Linked DNA regions of Mus musculus: region 1 is linked to region 2. The links are chromatin loops, found by intact Hi-C in ENCODE. Cell type or tissue: left cerebral cortex. All regions are shown on one strand. Each heading gives the region's core, and the rest is flanking DNA. Links, peaks and the distances in the headings are about the cores only.

Evidence for each region. Peaks named below come from ENCODE experiments on the same cell type or tissue, not always from the same donor. Only the 100,000 strongest peaks of a DNase experiment are listed, where the experiment ranks them.
Region 1: it touches region 2 in a loop (7-fold over the local background); 28 of 42 quality-filtered maps call a loop at or near these places.

What each region holds. Positions count from the first base shown.
Region 1 is chr4:21,359,889-21,375,119 of GRCm38, forward strand. No RefSeq gene overlaps it. Among named protein-coding and RNA genes, the nearest start is that of Prdm13, 320 kb to the right of the region's middle. In left cerebral cortex, for the core only: a CTCF peak has its summit at 8,555; a DNase peak (open chromatin) is centred at 8,561.
Region 2 is chr4:20,117,990-20,133,199 of GRCm38, forward strand. It overlaps Nkain3 (Na+/K+ transporting ATPase interacting 3), which reads right to left. Exons shown (of 6, transcript NM_001290410.1): 6 at 885-4,667. The coding sequence ends at 4,654. Among named protein-coding and RNA genes, the nearest start is that of Ggh, 84 kb to the left of the region's middle. In left cerebral cortex, for the core only: a CTCF peak has its summit at 4,535 (motif pointing right); DNase peaks (open chromatin) are centred at 4,545 and 6,704.

The sequences.
Region 1 (15,231 bases), core at 4,136-12,135, 1.2 Mb after region 2:
CCTGCTTTGACTCCTTGCAGGGTTTCTATCCTGTGGCCAATGAGTCAAAACTTGCTTTAATTCTACAACAAGAGAGCCTGAGCTGCCTTTGAGATATGATTTGAGTGTTTGATCCTGAATTTTTCACTTTGATCTCAGAATTGCAAGAAGTAAAACGTTATCTGTGGGATATACTCAAACTCTACAGCTCCAAGTTCTCTATGAAAATTGCAATAACAGTTTGTATTCAGTGTCTTCTTGTTGCTGTTATGAAATACCCAAGTATGACTTTATTAAGAAACCCTTTTTTACCACATGTCTAGAGGTTTGATGCCTTGGGTCTGACATCATGATAACATTTCTGGATGAGATTTGAGACATCACAGAATCACGTGGCAAGAAGTAGGACTCCCACATTGGTGTCTGTCAGTCTAATTTCTCACCCTTTTTGAAAAAAATCTACCAAGATTTAATCATGAGGCTCTGAATAATGATATTACTTAAACAGAGGCCCCAGCAGTAAATACCATAGTGGGATTGATATTTCAAAATGAGGTTAACATTTCAATAATTTAAACCTTGGGAGCTCTCTCTCTCTCTCTCTCTCTCTCTCTCTCTCTCTCTCTCACACACACACACACACACACACACACACACACACACACACACACCCACGGTGTTGGGGGCCCCTATTAATGTTATGTCTCTGCCCAGTTGGAAAACATTTTAAGGGAATGCTCAGTTCACCTCTTTGAGAAAAGCAAATAGGGTAGAAGAGAGTCAAAAGGGCAGCTCCCCTCACTGTTTTGCCACTGTGAAAGCAGAAGTCAAGATGATGCCTCCTAGCCTTAGAAGTGATGGTTCCAATTTCTACACCCAGATGTTGCAAGTTAGCACTGCTAAACCAATAAGTCTGTGTGTGTGTGTGTGTGTGTGTGTGTGTGTGTGTGTGTGTGTGTCTGTGTGTGTGTCTGTGTGTGTGTGTGTGTGTGTGTGTGTGTCTGTGTCTGTGTCTGTGTGTGTCTGTGCATGTTCTCCAGCTCCGTATGAAATGTTTCTACAGTTACACCATATTTTCTCCTGATGCTATATATTGCAAGGGAGCAGGATGCATGGCATATGTTCTGATCTGCTGAGTAATTTCTTACAAAGATAAGGTCAGTTTCTTTCTCAAACTTGTGTAGTAGTCCTCACAATTATCTAAAAGAAAACAATGCTTGCAGTCATGATTGCACCACACTCTCTAACACACTGTAAGACTCCACTGATGAGAAGGTAGATTCTCTGATGCCACTTCCCTAGAAACATTGGCCTGCACACTTCATCATTCTCAGCCTGATTTAATCAAACTTAGCCTTCTCTGTCTACAGAAACTCCCCCTTTCACATTTTCCAATGCTGTGAAATGGAATCATTTATCTTGATCTCTCTGTTTCTGGTCATCTTTAATGCTGCTAACAGCAACTACCTCTGCAGAATCATTTCAGCTCCTGTTTCGAAATGTGTCAAAACTAACTCTCAGTTAGTTTGTTCAAATTCCTCCCCACCCGCTCCCAAAAGAATATTTCCAATTCAGCATTCCAGTAATAACAGGTAGTATATCCTTGGCCTGGGGCATGTGACTATAGACTTTGATCCACAGTATACAGTACAGATAACTATTTGGAGCAAAATCACCCAGAAGAGAAAAAAGAAGTCACAGTTTAGAAAAGGACAGAATCTAAATACACTAGGTTGTTTTTCTATCACTACACTTTTGTGTTCTCATAATGCCTACAGAGTAAAATATAGACACAGCTATAGCTGTATCCCGTGCAGACTTTAACCTGGATATTTCCAGTATTTAGAACCCTGTGGGAGGAAAGATTTTTTTGCAACTTCATTTGCTTGCAAGCACAGTCCATTTCCTTACAACTGTTGAACTCTTGAGATTTTGTTCTTCAAAGGTGGTAAGGACCCATAAGCTAGCTAATAGAAAAGATTATTGCATAACACTGTAACTACAAGGGCATCAACTCACTAAACTTGCCCTTCTATATTAGCTAAAGGCACATCATAGATCGAGATTGATAAGTATCTCCTGCCAGTGTTTTTTTTTTTTTTTTTGGTTTCAACTGAATTTGGCACAGCTACCATTCACATTGTGAGTGGAAATGTATTGTAATGTCAAGTCCTCAGCCATACTTTATTAACTAATTGGTTTAACTTGGTCAGGATTAAGATAATGAGCCAAATCTAAAAGTTGTATGTCCCTACTTAAGAATACTAATGATAACATCCTGCTTGTGATGATGACAAACCCTTTGTCTTAGTCAGGGTTTCTATTCCTGCACAATCATGACCAAGAAGCAAGTTGGGGAGGAAAGGGTTTATTCGGCTTACACTTCCATACTGCTGTTCATCACCAAAGGAAGTCAGGACTGGAACTCAAGCAGGTCAGGAAGCAGGAGCTGATGCAGAGGCCACGGAGGGATGTTCTTTACTGGCTTGCCTCCCCTGGCTTGCTCAGCCTGCTCTCTTATAGAACCAAGACTACCAGGCCAGAGATGGTTCCACTCACAAGGGGCCTTTCCCCCTTGATCATTAATTGAGAAAATGCCTTACAGTTGTATCTCATAGAGGCATTTCCTACACTGAAGCACATTTCTCTGTGATGACTCCAGCTGTGTCAAGTTGACACAAAACTAGCCAGTACACCCTGTCTCAAAAGAAATACAGTGGATAACGATAGAAGAAGGTACCAAACATTGATTTCTGGCCTCCCCATGCACACATACAGATAGGAACACAGAGAGAGAGAGACAGAGAGAGAGACAGAGAGACAGAGAAAGACAGAGACAGAGAGACAGAGGAGAGAGAGATAGAGAGAGAGAGAACTGCAATAGCATGAATGATTCCACATATATATTCCAGTGACTTTTGCAAATTCTAGAAAAATAGAGTTCAATGTTTAAGTTGATTGTGAGAAGTGGTAATAACACAGTCTCACTATGTAGTTCAGGCTACCCAAGAACTCACTATTAAGCTTGTCTGGCTCCCAACTGATGATCCTCTGGCTTCAGCAGGACTGAGAATAGAGGAATGTATAGCCACCCTTGGACTTCAGTTACACTCTTAAAGAATGTAGATATTATATGCAGCTAGAGTCAAGTCGCCAGGGCCAAAAAGGGGGAGTGGGTGGGTAGGGGAGTGGGGGGGCTGGGTATGGGGGACTTTTGGTATAGCATTGGAAATGTAAATGAGCTAAATACCTAATAAAAAAATGGAAAAAAAAGAATGTAGATATTTAGCACAAATTTTTACAACTTGCCTTGCCACTAGCATTTTTTAAAATTTAGCATCAGAGTATAGTATGCCTGGGCCTAGCAAACATAGAAGTGAATGCTCACAGTCGGCTATTGGATGGATCACATGGCCCCCAATGAAGGAGCTAGAGAAAGTACCAAAGAAGCTAAAGGGATCTGCAACCCTATAGGTGGAACAACATTATGAACTAACCAGTACCCCGGAGCTCTTGACTCTAGCTGCATATGCATCAAAAGATGGCCTAGTCGGCCATCACTCGAAAGAGAGGCCCATTGGACACACAAACTTTATATGCCCCAGTACAGGGGAACACCAGGGCCATAAAAGGGGAGTGGGTGGGTAGGGGAGAGGGGGTGGGTGGCTATGGGGGACTTTTGGTATAGCATTGCAAATGTAAATGAGTGAAATACCTAATAAAAAATGGAAAAAAAAATTTAGCATCAGTAATTTCTGTTCTTTTTAATTTAACATTTTGAACATATCATACACAACTTCTGCATTTACATCATTTCCACCTCTATTCCTCAAAACTACTCCTCCTGATTTCTGAGTTCGAGGCCAGCCTGGTCTACAGAGTGAGTTCCAGGACAGCCCAGGCTACACAGAGAAACCCTGTCTTAGAAACAACCAAAAACCAAAAACCAAAAACCAAAAACCAAAAACCAAAAACCAAAAACCAAAAACCAAAAACCAAAAACCAAAAACCAAAAACCAAAACCCAAAACCAAAAACCAAAAACCAAAAACCAAAAACCAAAAAAAAAACCGTCCTGTAACTCCCAACTTTTTGACCTCTTCTTTATTATTGCTACACACACACACACACACACACACGAAGTCAATTTACTGTTGGTCAGATATGAATGTGTTTACGGATGACCTCTTGGGATTAGCTAACCAATCATTGGCTTCATTCCTGGAGAAACTTGGATCTCCCTTTGCTCCTATCTATGAATTGACTTTGGCTTTGTGAGATCTCCCCCCATCTATATTGGCAAGATTATATAGCACAGACACTATCTAGAGGCAGGAATCCCAGTCCTCTGGCTCCTAAAATCTTCCCACCCCTTTTTACACAATGTTTTCTGACCTTTAGGTGTTGGAGTTATGTTAAACATGTATCAGTTGGCAATGGGTTCCCCGTGGTCACATATTTCCTAGATTTTGACCCACTGTGAGCTCTGTAATCATCTCCATCAGTGGCAAAGAGGAAGATTCTTTGATAAAGGGCAAGAGCTACTCTTATGTGGGTGCAAGTATATGATTTAGAATACAGTCAGGAAATACACTTTAGTAGGCTCTCCTCGCAGGTCTATGACTTTTTCAGATAGCTAGGTTCCCAGTACCAGGCATGAGTTCCTTCCTACTAAGTGGATCTTAAGTACAATTAGACAGCTGTTGCTTGCCTCTAAGATGAAAGTGTCACTATTGTACCACTTGGGCTATTTTGGGGTTTCCTGATCACCTACTGGGAGTGTCTGTGAAGCTTGAATGTGCCTACCTGGTCATGTTTTACCACTCTAATCCTCTTCAGAGTTTATTTAGCACTACATTCACTTACCATTAATTACATAAAGGAAGAGTAAGCCAAAAACTGTTGTCCATGTTTATCCTCTTACCACACCATCACATCATCTTTAGCATTGCTTGTTGAATAATAGAACTTGATCACAGCTATTAAGCTTCACTTCTTTTTACTTTGAGTGGGATAGTAGCTAATAATTAACTTTCCCCATTGATTATTCGTTATATTCACATTACGGACCATCCACCTAGCTTTGTGAGTCTCTAAATTCAGTACCTAAACAGTTTCCCTTTGCCTCATTAGTCTCTTCATCCCTTCCCAGTATTTAAATATTTATTCTAACTATGGAACGCTTCCATTAATATTCCAGATAAGAGTAATACTCGTGTTAGTACATAACATGTACTTTGTTAGTGTGCTGCAAGCCCCCAAGTCCCCATAATGATCTTGTCAATCAGGGTTGGATATGGTCTAATAAAGTCTGTGGGCTTTACATGTCTTTCCTGGGGTAGATCAAAGCTATAGCAATCTAATTGGGCTCAAGGTCTTCAGCTCCACTTCTGTAATAATATTAGAGTCCAAACAATACTTGTGATTAAGTAATACTAAGGATTATGTATAATGGTAGATCATGTTATATTAACTATTATACATTATGCATTACATGTTATACATTTTATGTTATATGTTATTATATGTATAATAATATATATTGAAGCCAAAGTAAGATGCCCAAAATAGATGGGAACCTGATGAGCAGATGTTTTTACTAAAGGCTTCCAACTATATAAGACCAAACAGAGAATAGGAGCAGGATGAAATGTAGCATAGAAGAAGAATACGAGGAACTAAGATGATAGGTGTGTAGAGCTCAAGGTAAGCATAAAGCCAGATCCAGGGCCCAAGCCTAGGTAGAAGCCATGGTCGAACTTCTCTACGCATTACCTGAAGTAGCCCTTGCTGAGGTCTGTTATTTTTTTGCTTACCATAATTAACCCTCATGACATAGTGCTACAAGAAGAAACATGGATAAGTGGTCTAAAAATCTAGGAGATGTGGAGGGAGACCAATACTCATAGATTTTCATACAGTAATACATCTTTATATAAAATATATTTTAATATATCTTTACATTTATAATTTGTTACTAGTTACCATGATCCAGTTTTTGTAGGCCTAGTTTATAAATTAAATTTGTTAAATGAGGATTAGTGGAGAGGTGCCACAAGAATAAGGGAAGAACACCTCTCCTGTCCAACTGCCCAGAAGCAGAAGCCATTTTCTCCATGAAAATGAGACTCTGCCCATGGTGCAGGGTGGGGAGCAGGTGTCTTTTCCTTCCTCTTTTTTTTTGTTTATTCTTCCTTTATATATTACATCCTATGATGGTTTGTATATGCTTAGCCCAGGGAGGGGCACTATTAAGAGGTGTAGCCTTGTTGAAGTAGGTGTGTCACTCTGGGTATGGGCTTTAAGACCCTCATCTTAGCTGCCTGAAAGTCAGACTTCTCCTAGCAGTCTTCAGATGTAGAACTCTGCCAGCACCATGTCTGCCTGGATTGTGCCATGACCCCTCCTTGATGATAATGGACTGAACCTCTGAACTTGAAAGTCAGCCCCAATTAAATGTTGTCCTTAAAAGAGTTGCCTTGGCATTGGAGTCTGTGCACAGCAGTAAAACCCTAAAACACATCGCAAGCACAGTTTTCCTTCCCTCCTCTTCTTCCAGCCTCCCCTCGCACCTTCTCTCTCCCCCAAATCCACTCTTCCTCATTTTTCTTCAGAAAAGGGCAGGCCCACCAGTAATATCAATAAAACATGGCAAATCAAGTTATAATAAGACTAGGCATACCCCTACATATTAAGGCTGGACAAGGCAACCCAGTAGAAGGAAAATGGTCCCCAAAGCAGGCAGAAGACTCAGAGACAGCCCTCAATCCCCCTGTTAGTAGCCTCTCAAGAATACCAAGCTACAGAACCATAATATAGGCCATACAGGTTCTCTGATTGTCACGTCAGTCTCTGTGACCGCTGGTGAGCCCTGGTTAGTTGGTTCTGTGGATTTTTTGTAATATCCTTGATGCCTCTAGCTCTTACAATTCTTCTGCCCCCTACTCCACAGAATTCCCTTGAGCTCCACTTATTGTTTGGCTCTGAATCTCTGCATCTGCTCCAATCACTTGCTGGATTACTCTGATAACAATTATGCTAGGATCTGGTCAACAAGTATAACAGAATGTCATCAGAAATAACTTCATTCATTATTTTTTTCCCGTCATGTTTTAGTTTTTGGTTCTGTTCTATGTCTCTGTGCTATCCAGACTCTGGTTCCTGGCCATCCAAACAGTATGAGGCATGAGCTCCCTCTCATGGCATGGGTCTCAAGTTGGACCAGTCATTGGTTAGCAATCCCCACAAGTTCTGCACAACCTTTACCACAGCACATCTTGCAAGCAGAACAAACTGTAGGTTGAAGATTTCTCAACCATAAATGTAGTACCTACATCACCCTCTCTAAGGCTCAGGAAACATCTTGAGGGAAGTAGAGAAAATATGAGAACTGGAAAGAAGGAGAAAAGTACAGTAGAATGCTGTCTTAACAAAGCCACCGTACTCACGAACTCAGCAGCTGTGGTTACCTGCACAACATGCACCAGATTGAATCCATCCACACTCTTCCCAGGAGGGCAGAGGGGGATCATAAGGCCCCATTCTCCCTCAGGATCTAGAGTCAATTAAGGAAGACATATTTTTCTTTAATGATATAACCAAGGCAGAGAACTCATGCCCCTGTAAATAATCTCTCACATATCCTCATGTGATAACTGTAGTTTAGCTCATTGATCACAAAAAAGAAAAAGGAGGAGTAGGGGAGAGGAGGAGGAGAAGGAGAAAGAAGGAGAAGGAGAAAGAAATTGAAGATAAAGGAGAAGAAAGGAGAAGGAAGGAGAGGGAGAGGGAGAAGGAGGAGGAGGAGGAGAAGGAGAAGGAGAAGGAGAAGGAGAAGGAGAAGGAGAAGGAGAAGGAGAAGGAGAAGAAGAAGAAGAAGAAGAAGAAGAAGAAGAAGAAGAAGAAGAAGAAGAAGAAGAAGAAGAAGAAGAAGAAGAAGAAGAAGGAGAAGAAGAAGAAGAAGAAGAAAGAAAGAAAGAAAGAAAGAAAGAAAGAAAGAAAGAAAGAAAGAAAGAAAGAAAGAGAAAAAGAAGAAGAAAAAGAAAAAGAAAAAGAAAAAAGAGCAGGGGGAGGAGGGGAAGGAGGAAGAGGAAAAAGAATAGTATATTTGAAAATCTAAGAAGAAATAATTGGGATGAGGAAGTAGATCAGCAAGAGTCAAACTGGGACCAAAGAAAGTAATGAGGGTTGAATATGATCAAATACACTCAGTACATGTATTAAACTGTCTCAGTGAAACCCCTTATCATACATAAGTAATGGATTCAAAAAGTACAACTAAAAATTGACTTCCCTCAAAAATATTTGCATTGCATGTTGTTATTACAAAAAAAAAAAATTGGCATGCATTGTAAAGAGTATACTTCTTATAATTTTAGATCTTAAACTTTGGGGAACTATTTCTCTTCATGAAAAATATTTGAACATATAGTTTTTAAAAAGTGAAATTAAAATAAGCTTATAAAAATATATCAAAACACCCAGAGTTCTGAGTTGTTCTTACAGTGGGACAATGGTCACACAACGTTGGGATTCTTTGAAACTACAGCCTTTCCTTGCCTGACCCCTAGTGTTCAAAGCAAGTAAGTGCAGGCCTGAACGTAACAAAGGAAAGCATGGGAGATGTTTCCAATTCAGCTTCCACTTTAGCCAATTTTTTTGTTGAAATTTTTGGATATATTAATTATGTATGATAAGTGGTTTCATTGTGACAGTTTTCAAAGTCAGGAAGCACCCACTGGTCTCATGGGCCACGTTCCATTCTCCCTTCACTGGTGTAAAGTGATGTCCACGTGTGCGGAATGGTAACCTTTTCTTTTCAGATGCTTCCACAACCGGTTCCTGAGTCACTCTCATCACCAGGAAAACCACCCACACTCACTATGGCCACGTAACGGAATGTATTAGCCAGGGTTCTCTAGAGTCACAGAACTTATGGAGTGTCTCTCTATACTGAGGGAATTTATTGTGATGACCTATAGTCTGTAGTCCAACTAACCCAACAATAGTCAACTGTGAATGTGATGTCCAAGAATCTAGTAGTTGTTCAGTCCCACAAGGCTAGTTGTTTCAGCTGGTCTTCGGTAGAAGTACGTTCCAACAGATGTGCTGACAAGTAAATGCAAGCCGGTGAAGGAGAATGAATCTTCCTTCTTCCAATGTCCTTATGTAGGTCTCCATCAGAAGGTGTGGCCCAGATTAAAGGTGTGTACCACCATGCCTGGATCTGGGACTTGCTTTGTCCCTGGTTGACCTTGAACTCAGAGATCTACTTGCCTCTGTCTCCTAGAGTTAAAAGCATGCACTGCCTTGCCTGGGCCTAAGTTTTTCATGGCCACTGTGTCTCAAGATCTCCATGCCAAGATCCATATCAGAAACTTGTGTCTTCCAGCCTCAAGATCTGGATCACAGATGAGACCTCCAATTCTTGATTGTAGTTCATTCCAGATAGAGTCAAGTTGACAACCAGAAATAAATAGCCATTATGTGGAATGAATAAAGATGGATATTTTTTTCCTACTCTGAGGCTGCTAAAATAATTTAAAAAAAAAAAGCAAATTGACAGAAAAAGCTGGCAAGCAAAGAGAAACAGGAAGTGGTGAAGGTCCTAATAGTCCCACTGCTGAGGCCTAACTTCCTTCCGTTAGGTTTTCTGCCAATACCACCCTTCAGCAATAGGCCAACCCTTCATCAGTTGAACTTTGGAGAACACTCCAGACTCAAACTAAAGCAAAGTTACTCAAGCAAAGTGCAAGACTGGGACAGAAAGGCACAGAGTTCCATGGCTTCCACTGAGTCCTATAGTTCACTTTTCCACTTCCCTGGAAGGGAACTGAAGCAATCACTGAGTAATTGCTGGCTCCCAGCACAGGTGCACGGCTTGCCTTTCAGAGTCAGAAATGCACAGGATTCAGTGGTGTGCATCTCACCATTTCTCTGTGGAGAATTTTTTGTAGTCAGAAGCCCTCTGAGAGTTTAAATGGAACAACATACCAGGTGAAATTAGCAAATGTTGGGTTTCAGAGCAAAAAAAAAAAAAAAAAAAAAACCAGGAGAAGAAAAGGACTTCAACACAGAGCTTCTGAGGCGGCGCCATCTTCAGCTCCAGACAGCCGGCCACCTTCCTGGTGAGAGCACGGGGGTCTGCCTGGCCTGAGAGGTTTGTGTCACAGGCGCCGGCAGGAGCCTTCTTGGCTCCGGGACTCCGCGGAGGGCAGGCTGCACGGGTGACCGTGTGGAATACAGAGGCCAGCCGTTTCTGGTACGGGCGAGAGTCGCAGAGCTTCTGGGGCGGCGCCATCTTCGGCTCCAGAAAACCGGCCACCTTCCTGGCCAAAGCAACACAGCTTCTGGGAAAGATCCTGTTTTGGGCCTTCACCTTCAGCCAGGAGGAGGTCCAAACACCAGATAACTGTACACCTTCCCCGAAAGAGGAGAGCTTGCCTGCAGAGACTGCTCTGACCACTGAAACTCAGAGGAGAGAGGTTGTCTCCCACACCTGCTGATTGAGGGTAACAAAATCAACAGAGGAACAATCTCTTAACAAAGACAACTATAACAACTAACTCCAGAGATTGCCAGATGGCTAAAGGTAAACGTAAGAATCCTACTAACAGAAACCAGGACCACTCTCCATCATCAGAACCCAGAACGCCCACTTCGCCCAGTCCAGGTGACCCTAACACACCTGAAAAGGTAGACCAGGATTTAAAAGCATATCTCATGATGATGGTAGAGGACATAAAGAAGGAATTCAATAACTCACTTAAAGAGATACAGGAGAACACTGCTAAAGAGTTACAAGCCCTTAAAGAAAAACAGGAAAACACTGCTAAAGAGTTACAAGTCCTTAAAGAAAAACAGGAAAACACAACCAAACAGGTAGAAGTCCTTATAGAAAAACAGGAAAACACATCCAAACAGGTGATGGAAATGAACAAAACCATACTAGACCTAAAAAGGGAAGTAGACACAATAAAGAAAACCCAAAGTGAGGCAACGCTAGAGATAGAAACCCTAGGAAAGAAATCTGGAACCATAGATTTGAGCATCAGCAACAGAATACAAGAGATGGAAGAGAGAATCTCAGGTGCAGAAGACTCCATAGAGAACATCGGCACAACAATCAAAGAAAATGGAAAATGCAAAAAGATCCTAACTAAAAATATCCAGGAAATCCAGGACACAATGAGAAGACCAAACCTACGGATAATAGGAGTGGATGAGAATGAAGATTTTCAACTCAAAGGACCAGCAAACATCTTCAACAAAATTATTGAAGAAAACTTCCCAAATCTAAAGAAAGAGATGCCCATGAACATACAAGAAGCCTACAGAACTCCAAATAGACTGGACCAGAAAAGAAATTCCTCCCGACACATAATAATCAGAACATCAAATGCACTAAATAAAGATAGAATACTAAAAGCAGTAAGGGAAAAAGGTCAAGTAACATATAAAGGCAAGCCTATCAGAATTACACCAGATTTTTCACCAGAGACTATGAAATCCAGAAGAGCCTGGACAGATGTTATACAGACACTAAGAGAACACAAATGCCAGCCCAGGCTACTATACCCAGCCAAACTCTCAATTACCATAGATGGAGAAACCAAAGTATTCCACGACAAAACTAAATTCACCCATTATCTCTCCACAAATCCAGCCCTTCAAAGGATAATAACAGAAAAAAACCAATACAAGGACGGGAACCACACCCTAGAAAAAACAAGAAGATAATCCCTCAACAAACCTAAAAGAAGACAGCCACAAGAACAGAATGCCAACTTTAACAACAAATATAACAGGAAGCAACAATTACCTTTCCTTAATATCTCTTAATATCAATGGACTCAATTCCCCAATAAAAAGACATAGACTAACAGACTGGCTACACAAACAGGACCCAACATTCTGCTGCTTACAGGAAACCCATCTCAGGGAAAAAGACAGACACTACCTCAGAGTGAAAGGCTGGAAAACAATTTCCCAAGCAAATGGTCTGAAGAAACAGGCTAGAGTAGCCATTCTAATATCGGATAAAATCAACTTCCAACCCAAAGTTATCAAAAAAGACAAGGAGGGACACTTCATACTCATCAAAGGTAAAATCCTCCAAGAGGAACTCTCAATTCTGAATATCTACGATCCAAATGCAAGGGCAGCCACATTTATTAAAGACACTTTAGTAAAGCTCAAAGCACACATTGCACCTCACACAATAATAGTGGGAGACTTCAACACACCACTTTCATTAATGGACAGATCGTGGAAACAGAAACTAAACAGGGACACAGTGAAACTAACAGAAGTTATGAAACAAATGGACCTGACAGATATCTACAGAATATTTTATCCTAAAACAAAAGGATATCCTTCTTCTCAGCACCTCACGGGACCTTCTCCAAAACTGACCATATAATTGGTCACAAAATAGGCCTCAACAGATACAAAAATATTGAAATTGTCCCATGTATCCTATCAGACCACCATGACCTAAGACTGATCTTCAATAACAACATAAATAATGGAAAGCCAACATTCACATGGAAACTGAACAACACTCTTCTCAATGATACCTTGGTCAAGGAAGGAAAAAAGAAAGAAATTAAAGACTTTTTAGAGTTTAATGAAAATGAAGCCACAACGTACCCAAACCTTTGGGACACAATGAAAGCAATTCTAAGAGGAAAACTCATAGCTCTGAGTACCTCCAAGAAGAAATGGGAGAGAGCACATACTAGCAGCTTAACAACACATCAAAAAGCTCTAGAAAAAAAGGAAGCAAATTCACCCAAGAGGAGTAGATGGCAGGAAATAATCAAACTCAGGGGTGAAATTAACCAAGTGGAAACAAGAAGAACTATTCAAAGAATTAACCAAACGAGGAGTTGGTTCTTTGAGAAAATCAACAAGATAGATAAACCCTTAGCTAGACTCACTAGAGGGCACAGGGACAAAATCCTAATTAACAAAATCAGAAATGAAAAGGGAGACATAACAACAGATCCTGAAGAAATCCAAAACACCATCAGATCCTTCTACAAAAGGCTATACTCAACAAAACTGGAAAACCTGGACGAAATGGACAAATTTCTGGAAAGATACCAGGGACCAAAGTTGAATCAGGATCAAGTTGACCTTCTAAACAGTCCCATATCCCCTATAGAAATAGAAGCAGTTATTAATAGTCTCCCAGCCAAAAAAAGCCCAGGACCAGACGGGTTTAGTGCAGAGTTCTATCAGACCTTCAAAGAAGATCTAATTCCAGTTCTGCACAAACTATTTAACAAGATAGAAGTAGAAGGTACTCTACCCAACTCATTTTATGAAGCCACTATTACTCTGATACCTAAACCACAGAAAGATCCAACAAAGATAGAGAACTTCAGACCAATTTCTCTTATGAATATCAATGCAAAAATCCTTAATAAAATTCTCGCTAACCGAATCCAAGAACACATTAAAGCAATCATCCATCCTGACCAAGTAGGTTTTATTCCAGGGATGCAGGGATGGTTTAATATACGAAAATCCATCAATGTAATCCACTATATAAACAAACTCAAAGACAAAAACCACATGATCATCTCGTTAGATGCAGAAAAAGCATTTGACAAGATCCAACACCCATTCATGATAAAAGTTCTGGAAAGATCAGGAATTCAAGGCCCATACCTAAACATGATAAAAGCAATCTACAGCAAACCAGTAGCCAACATCAAAGTAAATGGAGAGAAGCTGGAAGCAATCCCACTAAAATCAGGGACTAGACAAGGCTGCCCACTTTCTCCCTACCTTTTCAACATAGTACTTGAAGTATTAGCCAGAGCAATTCAACAACAAAAGGAGATCAAGGGGATACAAATTGGAAAAGAGGAAGTCAAAATATCACTTTTTGCAGATGATATGATAGTATATATAAGTGACCCTAAAAATTCCACCAGAGAACTCCTAAACCTGATAAACAGCTTCAGTGAAGTAGCTGGATATAAAATTAACTCAAACAAGTCAATGGCCTTTCTCTACACAAAGAATAAACAGGCTGAGAAAGAAATTAGGGAAACAACACCCTTTTCAATAGTCACAAATAATATAAAATATCTCAGTGTGACTCTAACTAAGGAAGTGAAAGATCTGTATGATATTGGTTCCGAGACTCCGCGGGACCTAGGAAATTAGTCTGAACAGGTTAGAGGGTGCGCCAGAGAAACGGACAGCTTCTGGGACGGGCAGAAGCACAGAGCCGCTGAGGCAGCACCCTTGGCGGGCCGCAGACAGCCGGCCACCGTCTGGACCAGAGGACAGGTGTCCGCCTGGCTTGGGAGGCGGCCTCAGCCTCAGCAGCAGCGGTCGCCATCTGGGTTCCGGGACTCCGCGGGACCTAGGTAATTAGTCTGAACAGGTTAGAGGGTGCGCCAGAGAACCAGACAGCTTCTGGGACAGGCGGAAGCACAGAGCCGCTGAGGCAGTACCCTTTGCAGGCCGCAGACAGCCGGCCACCATCCAGACCAGAGGACAGGTGTCCGCCTGGCTCGGGAGGCGGCCTCAGCCTCAGGAGCAGCGGTCGCCATCTTGGTTCCAGGACTCCCTGGAACTTAGGAATTTAGTCTGCACAGGTGAGAGTCTGCACCACAGAAGCTGACAGCTTCTGGGAACTGCCAAAGCAACACAGCTTCTGAGAGAGGCCCTGTTTTGGGCCTTCTTCTTCGACCAGGAGGAGGTCCAAAAACAAGATATCTGCACACCTTCCCTGTAAGAGAGCTTGCCAGCAGATAGTGCTCTGAGCACTGAAACTCAGAGGAGAGAATCTGTCTCCCAGGTCTGTTGAGAGACGGTAACAGAATCACCAGAAGAACAATCTCTAAACAGAGTCAACTATAACTACTAACTCGAGAGATTACCAGATGGCGAAAGGTAAACGTAGGAATCCTACTAATAGGAACCAAGACCACTCACCATCATCAGAACCCAACACTCCCACTTTGCCCAGTCCAGGGCACCCCAACACACCCGAAAACCTAGACCTAGATTTAAAAGCATATCTCATGATGATGGTAGAGGACATCAAGAAGGACTTTAATAAATCACTTAAAGAAATACAGGAGAACACTGCTAAAGAGTTGCAAGTCCTTAAAGAGAAACAGGAAAACACAATCAAACAGGTAGAAGTCCTTACAGAAAAAGAGGAAAAAACATACAAACAGGCGATGGAAATGAACAAAACCATACTAGACCTAAAAAGGGAAGTAGA
Region 2 (15,210 bases), core at 1-8,000:
TTTAGATGGGTACAATTTCATCTAGAATATAGGCTCTAGTGTCCAGCATTTTTTGCTATAAAGTTTGGGGTAGACCAAACTTTGGCAAATGATATAAGTAGACATACTTGGGGCTGGAGAGATGGCCCAGTGGTTAAGAGCACTGACTGCTCTTCCAGAGGTCCTGAATTCCAAACCCAGCAACCACATGGTGGCTCACAACCATCTTTAATGAGATCTGATGCCCTCTTCTGGGGTGTCTGAAGTCAGCTACAGTGTGCCTACATATAAAATAAATAAATCTTTAAAAAAAAAAGCCAGGTTCTGAGATGTGTCCTCAAACAAAAGAAATGTCATTCTTTTTGCCTTTATTCCCTTTAGTTCCCCTGGCTGGAATTAAACAAGGAGACATATGCTTCAGCAGTCATTGTGAATGTTGTTATGATCTGAGGACCATAACCTCACAAGATGAAGCAGCAAGACCTCAAGCTCTCGAGGAAGCTCCCATGCTGTTCCCTGCGGATGCTGTTCAGAACTTTAGAATATGAAGAGGAATAGTTCTCTCAGTTAAGCTGTTGTCATTTCGTTGTTAGTGTTGGTGACAGTAATGGTCATTTGTGGTTCAACTTAATTCTAAAGTAGACTGACTGGTTATTTATAAAGGCAGATACTATGAGGAAAACTACCTAGATTATCTATTTCATCACACTACTTCTTACCAGCTCTATAGAGGAAGGGAAATGTACTTCAGTGTTTTTACTCAGTGAAACAAAGACAGCCATTTGACCAAAGAAGCAAAACTGGCATTATCCAAATAAAGATGGCGTAACTTTCCGTTTCCATTCTTTCAACCTACTTCTCACTCTGCTCCTTCTTTGCTGCTCTCTTTCATCCATTCCTTTATTCTTTTAACTTATCTTTCAAGTTCAAGCCCACACATATTTGGATCCTTTGAATATTTCATTTTTTAAAGCGTTTACCATTTAATAGGATCCATGCCCTTTATATGAATGCAAGTTCAAAGGCAATGGTTAATTCTCTGTGGGTGCTGACTCCCTGAAAGATCCCAGGATTTAAGAAGGTTTATCCACCATGAAGAAATAGCCTTTTCTCTAAACTCTCTTCAGGAGCAAAAGAGATACCACTCACAAAACAAAATGTGAATTTTTCTAGTCTTCCACTTTTCAGATTTCATTTTCTTAATAAATACATTTGTCTGATGTTTAAAATGTACCAACTTCCTTTCTGAGTGGCACATTACTTAATCACACAAGGAGTAATGCTTTCCATTGGTTTTGCTCTTGGATAAAATATTCTTATTTTGTAGCCTTATTTATAACAAATATTTAAAGTTGACTTCTGGACACTTAAAAGACTCCTTGACTTCAAAATGTTATAGACCACTTGCTTATTGAAAATATGTTTTGTAAGTTTGGAAATTTAAGGTTTCCGAGTCTTTAAAAGACAAGTGGGCATGTGTGAGCTCAACAATGGTGTCAGAAGATCAACAGTCACTGAAGCGAGGACCACACCAGAAGCCAGTTTTTATTTCTTCTTGCTGATGGGTATCCACGGAGAGAGTAGAGAAGCCAGGTCTAAGGGCCTTTTCCAAAAATCCAAGTTTGTAAACATTTCATTGGTCAGTAGCTTTGCTCACAGCTTGGGGCTAGTTCAGGAACACATTAAGCCACCCTGGAGTTAGCTCATTAGTGTAGAAATATCTGTCTTGGACTTGGTTTCATCTGAGCTGCCCATGGCCAGTCCATAACACATCAGTTATTTGTATTTTTTCCTACTTTATTCATCCAACTCTTGAAAGAAAGTGTATATTGTTTGGGCTAAAATGTCAAATCAGAACACCTGAATTCTAATCAACCTATAAAGTTTTTTTTTCTGAATTCCTTATTAAAGTGACTCATAAGTGATAAGTATTTACTTTAAAAACCACACACTCAGAATCTCTGTTTTCCATAGTGAGACTATTTTGGGAACATAAAATTTAAGATTAAGTAAAAAAAAAAAATGAAAGTCTGTTTTATCTTGGCAAGATTCTAATTTTCAGAGACAAAAAGTGCAATTTTGGTTTTTACTTGCTCCTCCATTTAGCGGTCATGATGTTTTTTCTCGCCTTCACAACACACATTTCAGTTGATTTTAACGTAGACAAATTTCGCTTATCAGAAAAGGGCTGTTCATTGGATGAAACAGGTAGCCAGTCATTTTGCTATATCCTGTCAGGTTGAGCTACTAAAAGATAGCTGCCTCTGTTATTTGGGCTTATGGGAACAGCGAGGTTTGTTTTACCAAAGGGATAAGAAAATGCATCAATATATTGCTAGAACAAGATGCCATGTTATCTTCTAAAAAAAGGTGAACCAACCACATTCAAGGTTTAGAGTTGTATGAAGACATGTTCTTGTTTCAGGGTCACACCCTCACCCTTTCTATGGTGGTAAAAAGGAGGCTAAGATCATTGGAGAACATACTCATATAGTTTTTCTCTGATATGGACTGCTCCATGCTCAAGCCACTTCATGTCCGAGAGTTCTCTAATCCTTTTATCTTTCTGCCTAACTTTTGCTGGCACATGATTGGAAGTTCCCATAAATAAGCTGATGCCATCCTAGCTCTTGCATTTCCACATAATTTAGCTGGTTGCTCCAAGGAAGAGTAAGTCATTCATTCAAAAGAAGGCTGTGCCTGGAGCCAGGTTGGTCATGAGTGCAAAGACTTGGTGCCAAGACATGGCCTTTGTGTTATTCTTCTACACCCTGCCACAACCCTGGTCTCCTCAAATGGGAGTTTGATGGCACCACCTTTCAGGTTCCAAGAGCTCCCTGTCATTTAGAATCTAGGTTTATTCTGTAGGAGAGAACTCAGTGGGAGTACCAGCTAAAGGACAGGATACAGCCTAGTACATGAACTTCGAGGCATTAGGGCAGAGGGGATTGCATTAAATTCTGATAGCAGACTCATGAAATCTATGCATATAAGAGGGAGAAGAGGGAACAGAGAGACTTCCACAAGCATACAAAACTTTGTACCAATTTCAGTGGTTTATGGATGCCTTAGAGATATGTGAGCTGCACTGGACTGACTCTGGAGCAAACAGTGGACAGACAGAACTGTGATGAAGGGAAGACTCAATTTTTGTGTGTGTACAAAAGGACCAGAATGGCTTTTCACATGAGAACTAAGGCAGAGACAGGAAAACAATGTGGTGAGACAAATACCTGCCTTATACGGTGAGCAGACAGTTCATCAGCGATGCAGTTAAACCTTAGCAGTGAGAATCAACATGGATTTTATCCATCTACTTGGCCACTTTACAATGGCCAGGTATTTGGTCAAAACCAGTTTACATCAGCAGACTAAGTCAAGCACACTGCAATTTCTAATGTGGTATTTGTTGGGGATCAATGGCATCATGGAGACCAATGGAAAAGGGGACCAAGGAAGGTTCCTAAAGGGTCAGACATGTTCTGTATTTTGGTTGAAGCACTGCTCATTAAGTTTGTGCACTTCTCATTGTACCCTTAAAAACCTATGCATTTCACCATATCTATATTTCATTTGAATCTAAAAGGCCCCAGAATTGCAATACTTTTTCCAAGATGGACCTATTCTCCCCCTTAGAAAATTAGATTTTCCACTTAATTTTCTTGATTATTGGGATGAATGGGGAAAAAGAAAGAAAAACTGATGTAACTCAGGCATAAATATTTTTGTTACAGATCTCTATAGAGAATTCTATAGCATTTGAATGCCCCCTTTGAATATTCAAAACGTTCCTGACTACAGATTTATGGCTGTGATTTCTGTCCCACAGCCCTTGAGCTGTATGTATAGGTCTGACATCAGTGGTGAGAGTGAAACTAAGAGCAGAAAATACGAAGCTCACAGCCAGCCAACTCCCTGCCTAGGAAGGGTTCCACACATCATTCTGGGTTTGTACTCAGTCATAATATAAACACGCACATACATGTGTGTCTTGGAACATTGCAAGGACAAGAGATACACGGATCTGCACATTTATATCGGACTATTTAGAGATTGTGCACTCTTTAGAGATTCAGAACAAAGGGCTTCATGTTTTGTCTGTGTCTGGTGCTGTTTAAACAGTGATCTTTGCTAGGTTGGAAAGTTAGATCCAGTCTTTGTGCAGTCTGCCACAGGTCTACCCTTGTGTCTGATGCCCAAAGGCAATGTCTGTGTATACAAAACCATTAGCTTAGCAGGGTTCAGGGTCCAGTAACCTGGATGTCACAGCTCAATAACACAGACAATCCTCTTAGAAATGACTTGGAGAAGATTTTCATAGATTTTTTTTTTTCATTTTGCATGCCTCAAGTTAAATTAAAAACAATTTAAAACCATTTTTTTTACAATTTACAAGTGCTTATATAAGAAGATGACTTTAAAAACAAAACAAAACAAAACAAAACAAAAAAAACAAACCCACCCAAGCACCCAGAACGCATCTAGCAAACAACGCTAATGTTACACAGGCTGAGACCAAAGACCTCGCAGCTCCGTGTTCGCTGGTCTGGTCGGCAGGGGGCGCAGTCCTGCTGTCTAGGAGGAAGGTGACGCTGTAGGATCCCCAGAGCTAGAGGCCAATGGTGCTTTGTTCCCTAACTCAAGTCCAGGAGCCGCATTTCAGAGTCAATGTCATTACTTATTTCGACCTGAAAAAGAAAATATAAATTGCTTTAAAAAACTCCAGTGCTGATAAATGAAAAGCCTGTCTCTTTCTCCAGGCTTTTTGAAATGCAAAGCAATTTAGGGTGGGCCTGCTTCTCTTGGACCCAGGAGCTAGGAAGGTTAAAGGCTCAGCTCTTCTGCTTTCCAGATCAGTTTGTGGCAGTCCAGATAGGGAGACAGCTGACAGCCACAGGACTATGGGATGAGGTGGACTCACTGTCTCGGAAGGGAAGGCACTATATATCCCCAATTTACTAGCCATACTCCCGTAGCCTCTTCATGATACCGGTCTTGGTCTGAGAAAAATCGTGGACCTGGCTCCCTCACCAATATCCTATCCTGGGATATATAGCATTACATATTCATTTGCCTTGGTCACTGTGCCTAAATATTTGGTGGGGAAAGAGAAAGAAAGCAAAACAAAACAACACATCCCACCACTCCACCAGGAGGGAAAAAACAAACAAACAAAAAAGCTCTTCTTGGCAGTGTCTTTCAGATGAGATTAACATTCAGTCCATGGAGTAGGTAAAGTTTATCTTTCTCCACAGTGTGGGTGGACGTTGTGGGATCATTCGAAAGCCTCACCACACAGTGAGGTTTTCTGAGTCACAGGGGGCTCTCCTGTCAGGTCATTTGTAACATTGACTTAGTCCTGTTCTTCAATCTGCTAGCCTCAACTGCAGATTGAAGACTTTCCAGGCTCAATTACTGCATAGGCCAGTTTCTTAACATCTCTACCAACTCTTTCTTCTTTCCCCCTCTATCCTTTACCCCCATACCTCCTGTTTCAGTTCCTGCTTCTGTGTCTCCAGCAGCACCCCCCTATCCCAAAACCACCAATGTAAAGTTTGCTTGTCTGGCCAATCCCAAAGCACTACAACCCTCCTGTGTGAATCATTCCGGTCTCCACATTTTGAACAGAGTGTTCCCACAACTTCTTTTGTAGCCTTTGGAATGCTTAGATGTGAACGGTGTGTCTGTGCTCAAAGTCAAAGTCAGCTTCAGCACCATACCTGCATAGCCAGGTAGAGTGTGTTAGCTCTCTCCATCTCTCTCTGCGAAGCTTTAGCTGGTCTAAACCTTAACACTCATTTGACAGCCCAGGGGAAACTGGCCTCTGTACACTTGTACTAGTGCTTAGCTTGCCATGTCTCATTCTGCTACAAGAACTCAGGTGAGCTCTATACTTCCCTATGTGCGGCTAGTGGCCACTCAAGACACTTTCTACCCTGCTCATCGAAGTCATAAGAGTTTTTCCCTCCCAAAATAATTGTAGTGGCTATTCCTGGTTGTCAACTTGACTATATCTGGAATGGACTTCAATCCAGAATTGGAAGGCTCACCATGACCCTAATCTGGAGGCTGGGAGATAGAAGTTTCTGATCTGGATCTTGGTATGGAGATCTTGAGGCACAGTGGCTATGGATTCCAGAAGATTAAGACAGGGAGATCCCTGAGTTCAAGGTTATCTGGGATTAAAGGTGTGGTGGCACACACCTTTAATCTGGGCTACACCTTCGGATGGAGATATATAAAGGCATTTGAAGAAGGAAGGCTCTCTCTCTCTCTCCTTCGCCTGCTTGCCATTTGGGACTGAGCAACATCTTGGCCTTCCCTTCACACAGCTGCTGCTAACCATTGTTGGAGTGTTTGACTACAGACTGTAAATCATCAATAAGTTCCTTTACTATATAGAGACTACCCATAAGTTCTGTGACTCTAGAGAACCCTGACTAACACAATAATCCTAAGCACCTGACAAGGAAAGCTGTTTCACACTACTTTCACTGTCTAGACGTTTCTCTCCCACTCGTGTAGCTCAGTGACTTCATTGCTTGGGATGCACTTTTCAGTCATAATTTGAAATAGTTAAAAAAATCTCTGGCTTCTTACTTTTCCCTTTCTTGTGTCTCTCTTCTCTCCACAAATTGTGTTTCCTCCTGCACAACCTAGGAGGCCCTTGGCCATCTGGAGTCTTGCTGCAGCGTTGATTCTGTGCTTCTGTTTCTTTGGAGTCTGAGTGGCAAGCTCCTAAGTCTAATCCTTGCACTCTGCATTTTAACTGTGATTTCCATGGGGACATAAAGAGATGTGATTATAAAAATAGGAATTTATGACTTCATACAGTCTTAAGTTAGCAGGAAGAGTGTAGGTTCTAAAGATCACGTCTCTGTGAACACATGAAGCTGGTTTCAATGAAGCTTGTTTGAGTGAAGTAGATTAAAGCAGGAGCCTTACTGTATCTAATATATGGGAGCCAAGGATACTACTGGATAGCAGTTTCACAGTGGAACAGACCTGATCCAAGGAATTACCTGGCCCAAAAAAGTGTGTGTAGAGGCCAGGATTACCTGTCTGACTATAAGAATATGCCTGCTTGTCTGCTTACTTTTACTTAGTCTCCACCACCTCAGTTCTTAATAATATTTAATACATTTCATACCTGCATTGCTCCAATTACCCAGAAATATTCATTATAGTAGATTTGTTTAAATGATAATCCACATTACATTAGACCATTATGTCTCCTCAATCTATTTTAATTATTAAGATTTTCCCATAATTAATTTTTTTCTAATTAATTATGGACATCAAGATTTGGTTCATGTTACTAAATAGAGTAGTTCAAGGTCAGGCTTGACTTTACAGACAGGCATCTGGTTGGTGTCCATATCTGGTTGGTGGTGGTATACATGCATTTTTTTATGTGGCATAGAAATAGTTATAAATGAGCAATAGGTCTAGGTATTGATTTTGGATCCTTAAACTCATGACTCTCCTCACTTTCTTGCTTTTAAATAGGTGCATGAATAAAGTTTATTAATGGCTAGATTAACCCAGCCTCCAAAGGCAGAGAAAAAGCAGATGGCAAGACAATGATGCTAATTCAATGTGTTCCTGGTAATCTTGCAATAATTTTTCTTTCTACTTGTTTTCTAAGTTTCTTGGTGTTATGTCTGGTGTGTGTGTGTGTGTGTGTGTGTGTGTGTGTGTAGTGTTGCACGTGCGCTTTGTCAGATATGTGGAGGTCAGAGACAGTTTGCAGAAATCTTCCTTTGCTTCTGCCATCTGTGTTTGAATTACATTAAAAACACTATTACACTATTTCAAGTCTTTGGAAAAACAATACTAGAAATAAGCAAGGACAGAACTCTCTCTCTCTCTCTGTCTCTGTCTCTGTCTCTGTCTCTCTCTGTCTCTCTCTGTCTCTCTCTGTCTCTCTCTCTCTCTCTCTCTCACACACACACAAAGAGAGACAGAGAGAGACAGAGACAGAGACAGAGAGAGAGAGAGAGAGAGAGAGAGAGTGTTCTGTCCTTGCTTATTTCTAGTATTGTTTTTCCAAAGACTTGAAATAGTGTAATAGTGTTTTTAATGTAATTCAAACACAGATGGCAGAAGCAAAGGAAGATTTCTGCAAACTGTCTCTGACCTCCACATATCTGACATAGCGCACGTGCAACACTACACACACACACACACACACACACACACACACACACAGTTGTAAAGAACTGATCTTTGAGAGGGGTGTGGTGGTGCAACCCTTTAATTGTAGCACCCAAGAGGCAAGAGTCTGAATTCTAGGCATGGTTGAGACCTTGCTGTGCTGAAACCACACACACACACACACACACACACACACACACACAAAACACATACACTGATTTTTAAAAGATGAATGGTTTGGTGACATGAGTGGACCTAAAATGCTGAGATGAAGCAATCCTTGTGTTATATGTACAGAAAATCCTGTCTCTCCTTTGGAACAACTAAGACTGCACTGAGTGTGTTGCCTTTGTAGTGCCCTTGAGATAGTTCTCAAAGGCTAATGTTTCTAAAACTGCTTTCTGTTTCCAGGGGCTGATGGTGGTTCTCAATGAGTGGGACTCCATGATTAGCAATGGAAAGAGTGAGACAGCCATCACTAGGAACAAAACTTAGTTAAGAGTTCTCTATGTACCACAGAGGACAGAGCTAGCATATTTTATACATCTTGCTTGGTAAGCTGTGAAAAGTGATCGAGGACAAATGGAAACAACATTAAGGAGAGTTATCATTTATTCATCTTTATTTTATTTAAGCTACTGTTGCTGACAATTAGTTACTATAAGTTTTTCTTCTTTTTTATTATATTTTTTATTTAAAACCATTTTAAATTTAAATATATTTCAGTCATATTCTTCCCAAGACCTCTGTCCTGTCAGATCCTCTCCTACTCCCTACCTAACCAACCTTAGTTCTTTCCTAAATAAACAAACAAAAACCCAATACAACACCCCTCCCAATCAAGAAAACAACATAAAATATTAACCCCTCAAAAAAAGTCAATAACCAACCAAACAAACAAACAAACAAAACCAACAACAATTCACCAAACTGTGGCCAAATAAAAGTTCTCTATGTACCACAGAGGACAGAGCTAGCATATTTTATACATCTTGCTTGGTAAGCTGTGAAAACTGATCGAGGAAAAAAGCTATGGAGTATATTATATGCTGATCAACTACTTCTAAACATGAGACATGCCCTTACATAAGACATGAGATATACTCAGTGTCAGTTCATTGGAGAAAGCCTATTTCCCCTCTCCAAACAGGGGTAAACGACAGTTTAGTTGTTAACCATTACCCTAGTTGCTAGATTTATTTCCTTCCTTCCTTCCTTCCTTCCTTCCTTCCTTCCTTCCTTCCTTCCTTCCTTCCTTGCTCCCTCCCTCCCTCCCTCTCTTCTTCCCTCCCTTTCTTCCTGTCTTCTTCCTGTCTATCTTTTCTCTCTCTCCCTCTCTTTTTCTTTTTCTCTTTTTTCTTTCTTTCTTTCTTTCTTTCTTTCTTTCTTTCTTTCTTTCTTTCTTTCTCTCTCTCTCTCTCTCTCTCTCTCTCTCTCTCTCTCTCTTTCTTTCTTTTCTCTCTCTATTTCTTTCTTTCACTCAATATAAATTAAAACATAGAGGATCAGTGGGAGCCATCTTGGTTCTGGGACTCCGCCGAAAAGTAGTCTGCACAGTTGAGAGTGTGCACACAGAAGCTGACAGCTTCTGGGGACAGGCAGGCCCACAGAGCTTCTGAGGCAGCACCCTTTTCGGGCTCCAGACATCCGACCACCTTCCCGCCCAGAGGACAGGTGTCCACCCAACCCAGGACACTTTTGCCTCAGGAACGGCTGGAGACATCTTGGTTCCAGGACCCCACCGAAAAGTAGTCTGCACAGGTGAGAGTGTGCACACAGAAGCTAACAGCTTCTGTGATAGGCTAACACAAAACAGCTTCTGGGAAAGGTTCTGTTTTGGACCTTCATCTTCGGCCAGAAGGGAGGTCCAAAAGCCAGATATCTGTGCACCTTCCCTGTAAGAGGAGACCTTGCCTGCAGAGAGTGCACTGACCACTGAAACTCGGAGGAGAGAGCTAGTCTCCCAGGTCTGCTGATAGAGGGTAACCAGAGGAACAATCTATAAACAGAGACAACTATAACAACTAACTCCAGAGATTACCAGATGACTAAAGGTAAACATAAGAATCTTACTAACAGAAACCAAGACCACTCATCATCATCAGAACCCAGCACTCCCACTTCGCCCAGTCCAGAGCACCCCTACACACCTGAAAAACTAGACCCGGATTTAAAAGCATATCTCATGATGAGGGTAGAGGACATCAATAAGAACCTTAATAACTCACTTAAAGAAATACAGGAGAACACTGCTAAACAGGTAGAAGACATTAAAGAGGAAGCACAAAAATCCCTTAAAGAATTGCAGGAAAACACAATCAAACAGGTGATGGAATTGAATAAAACCATCCAAGACCTAAAAAGGGAAGTAGACACAATAAATAAAACCCAAAGTGAGGCAACACTGGAGATAGAAACCCTAGGAAAGAAATCTGGAACCATAGAAACATCAGCAACAGAATACAAGAGATGGAAGAGAGAATCTCAGGTGCAGAAGATTCCATAGAGAACATTGGCACAACAATCAAAGAAAATGCAAAATGCAAAAAGATCCTAACTCAAAACATCCAGGAAATCCAGGACACAATGAGAAGACCAAACCTACGGATAATAGGAGTAGATGAGAATGAAGATTTTCAACTTAAAGGACCGGCAAAAATCTTCAACAAAATTATAGAAGAAAACTTCCCAAACCTAAATAATGACATGCCCATGAACATACAAGAAACCTACAGAACTCCAAATAGACTGGACGAGAAAAGAAATTCCTCCCAACACATAATAATCAGAACAACAAATGCACTAAATAAAGAGAGAATATTAAAGGCAGTAAGGGAGAAAGGTCAAGTAACATATAAAGGAAGGCCTTTCAGAATTACACCAGACTTTTCACCAGAGACTATGAAAGCCAGAAGAGCCTGGACAGATGTTATACAGACACTAAGAGAACACAAATTCCAGCCCAGGCTACTATACCCAGCCAAACTCTCAATTACCATAGATGGAGAAACCAAAGTATTCCACGACAAAACCAAATTCACACATTATCTTTCCACGAATCCAGCTCTTCAAAGGATAATAACAGAAAAAAACCAATACAAGGACAGAAACCACATCCTGGAAAAAGCAAGAAGGTAATCCCTCAAGAAACTTAAAAGAAGACAACCACAAGAACAAAACGCCAACTTTAACAACAAAAATAACAGGAAGCAACAATTACCTTTCCTTAATATCTCTTAATACCAATGGGCTCAACTCCCCAATAAAAAGACATAGACTAACAGACTGGCTACACAAACAGGACCCAACATTTTGCTGCTCACAGGAAACTCATCTCAGAGAAAAAGATAGACATTACCTCAGAATGAAAGGCTGGAAAACAATTTTCCAAGCAAATGGTATGAAGAAACAAGCTAGAGTAGCCATTCTAATATCTAATAAAATCAACTTCCAACCCAAAGTCATCAAAAAAGACAAGGAGGGGCACTTCATACTCATCAAAGGTAAAATCCTCCAAGATGAACTATCAATTCTGAATATCTATGCTCCAAATACAAGGGCAGCCACATTCATTAAAGAAACTTTAGTAAAGCTCAAAGTACACATTGCATCTCACACAATAATAGTGGGAGACTTCAACACACCACTTTCACCAATGGACAGATCATGGAAACAGAAACTAAATAGGGACACAGTGAAACTAACAGAAGTTATGAAACAAATGGATATGACAGATATCTACAGAATATTTTATCCTAAAACAAAAGGATATACCTTCTTCTCAGCACTTTAGGGGACCTTCTCCAAAACTGACCATATGATTGGTCATAAAACAGGCCTCAACAGATACAAAAATATTGAAATTGTCCCATGCATCCTATCAGACCACCATGGACTAAGGCTGATCTTCAATAACACAATAAATAATAGAAAGCCAACATTCACGTGGAAACTGAACAACACACTTCTCAATGATACCTTGGTCAAATAAAGGAATAAAGAAAGAAATTAAGGACTTTTTGGAGTTTAATGAAAATGAAGACACAACATACCCAAACTTATGGGACACAATGAAAGCATTTCTAAGAGGAAAACTCATAGATCTGAGTGCCTACAAAAAGAAACTAGAGAAAGCACACATTAGCAGCTTGACAACACATGTAAAAGCTCTAGAGCAAAGGGAAGCAAATTCACCCAAGAGGAGTAGACGGCAGGAAATAATTAAACTCACGGGTGAAATCGACCAAGTGGAAACAAGAAGAACTATTCAAAGAATCAACCAATCGAGGAGCTGGTTCTTTGAGAAAATTAAGATGATAGATAAACCCTTAGCCAGACTCACTAAAGGGCACAGGGAAAGCATTCTAATGAACAAAATCAAAACTGAAAAGGGAGACATAACAACAGATCTTGAAGAAATCCAAAACACCATCAGATCCTTCTACAAAAGGCTATACTCAACAAAACTGGAGAACCTGGATGAAATGGATAAGTTTCTAGACAGATACCAGGTACCAAAGTTAAATCAAGATCAGGTTAATGATCTAAACAGTTCTATATCCCCTAAAGAAATAGAAGCAGTCATTAATAGTCTCCCAACCAAAAAAAGCCCAGGACCAGATGGGTTTAGTGCAGAGTTCTATCAGACCTTCAAAGAAGATCTAATCCCAGTTCTTCACAAACTATTCTACAAAATAGAAACAGAAGGTACTCTATCCAACTCATTCTATGAAGCCACAATTACTCTGATATCTAAACCACAGAAAGACCCAACAAAGATAGAGAACTTCAGACCAATATCCCTTATGAATATCGATGCAAAAATCCTCAATAAAGTTCTTGCTAACCCGAATCAAAGAACACATCAAAACAATCATCCATCCTGACCAAGTAGGTTTCATCCCAGGGATGCAGGGATGGTTCAATATACGGAAATCCATCAATGTAATCCAGTATATAAACAAACTCAAAGACAAAAACCACATGATCATCTCGTTAGATGCTGAGAAAGCATTTAACAAAATCTAACACCCATTCATGATAAAAGTCTTGGAAAGATCAGGAATTCAAGGCCCATACCTAACCATGATAAAAGCAATCTACAGCAAACCAGTAGCCAACATCAAAGTAAATGGTGAGAAGCTGGAAGCAATCCCACTAAAATCAGGGACTAGACAAGGCTGTCCACTCTCTCCCTACCTATTCAACATTGTACTTGAAGTCCTAGCCAGAGCAATTAGACAACAAAAGGAGATCAAGGGAATACAAATTGGAAAGGAAGAAGTCAAAATATCACTTTTTGCAGATGATATGATAGTATATATAAGTGACCCTAAAAATTCCACCAGAGAACACCCAAGCCTGATAAACAGCTTCAATGAAGTAGCTGGATATAAAATTAACTCAAACAAGTCAATGGCCTTTCTCTACACAAAGGATAAGCAGGCTGAGAAAGAAATTAGGGAAATAACACCCTTCTCAGTAGTCATAAATAATATAAAATACCTTGGCTTGACTCTAACTAAGGAAGTGAAAGATCTTTATGATAAGAACTTCAAGTCTCTGAAGAAAGAAATTAAAGAAGATCTCAGAAGATGGAAAGATCTCCCATGCTCATGGATTGGCAGGATCAACATTGTAAAAATGGCTATCTTGCCAAAAGCAATCTACAGATTCAATGCAATCCCCATCAAAATTTCAACTCAATTCTTCAACGAATTAGAAAGAGCAATCTGCAAATTCATCTGGAATAACAAAAAGCTAGGATAGCAAAAAGTCTTCTCAAGGATAAAAGAACCTCTGGTGGAATCACCATGCCTGACCTAAAGCTGTACTACAGAGCAATTGTGATAAAAACTGCATGGTACTGGTATAGCGACAGAAGTAGACCAATGGAACAGAATTGAAGACCCAGAGATGAACCCACACACCTTTGGTAATTTGATCTTTGACAAGGGAGCTAAAACCATCCAGTGGAAAAAAGACAGCATTTTCAACAAATGGTGCTGGCACAAATGGTGGTTATCATGTAGAAGAATGCGAATTGATCCATTCCTATCTCCTTGTACTAAGGTCAAATCTAAGTGGATTAAGGAACTCCACATAAAACCAGAGATACTGAAACTTGTAGAGGAGAAAGTAGGGAAAATCCTCGAAGATATGGGTATAGGGGAAAAGTTCCTGAATAGAACAGCAATGCCTTGTGTAGTAAGATCGAGAATTGACAAATGGGACCTCATAAAGTTGCAAAGCTTCTGCAAGGCAAAAGACACCGTCAACAAGACAAAATGACCACCAACAGATTGGGAAGGGATCTTTACCTATCTTAAATCAGATAGGGGACTAATATCCAATATATATAAAGAACTCAAGAAGGTGGGCTCCAGAAAATCCAATAACCCCATTAAAAATGGGGCTCAGAACTGAACAAAGAATTTTCACCCGAGGAATACCGAATGGCAGAGAAGCACCTGAAAAAATGTTCAACATCCTTAATCATCAGGGAAATGCAACTCAAGACAACCCTAAGATTCCACCTCACACCAGTCAGAATGGTTAAGATCAAAAATTCAGGTGACAGCAGATGCTGGTGAGGATGTGGAGAAAGAGGAACACTCCTCCATTGTTGGTGGGATTGCAAGCTTGTACAACCACTCTGGAAATCATTCTGGCGGTTCCTCAGAAAATTGAACATAGTAATACCAGAGGATCCCACAATACCTCTCCTGCGCATATATCCAGAAGATTTCCCAATGGGTAAGAAGGACACATGCTCCACTATGTTCATAGCAGCCTTATTTATAATAGCCAGAAACTGGAAAGAACCCAGATGCCCCTAAACAGAGGAATGGATACAGAAAATGTGGTACATCTACACAATGGAGTACTACTCAGCTATTAAAAAGAATGAATTAATGAAATTCCTAGGCAAATGGTTGGACCTGGAGGGCATCATCCTGAGTGAGGTAACCCAATCACAAAGGAACTCACACAATATGTGCTCACTGAGAAGTGGATAGTAGCCCAGAAACTTAGGATACCCAAGATAAGATACAATTTGCTAAAGGCATGAAA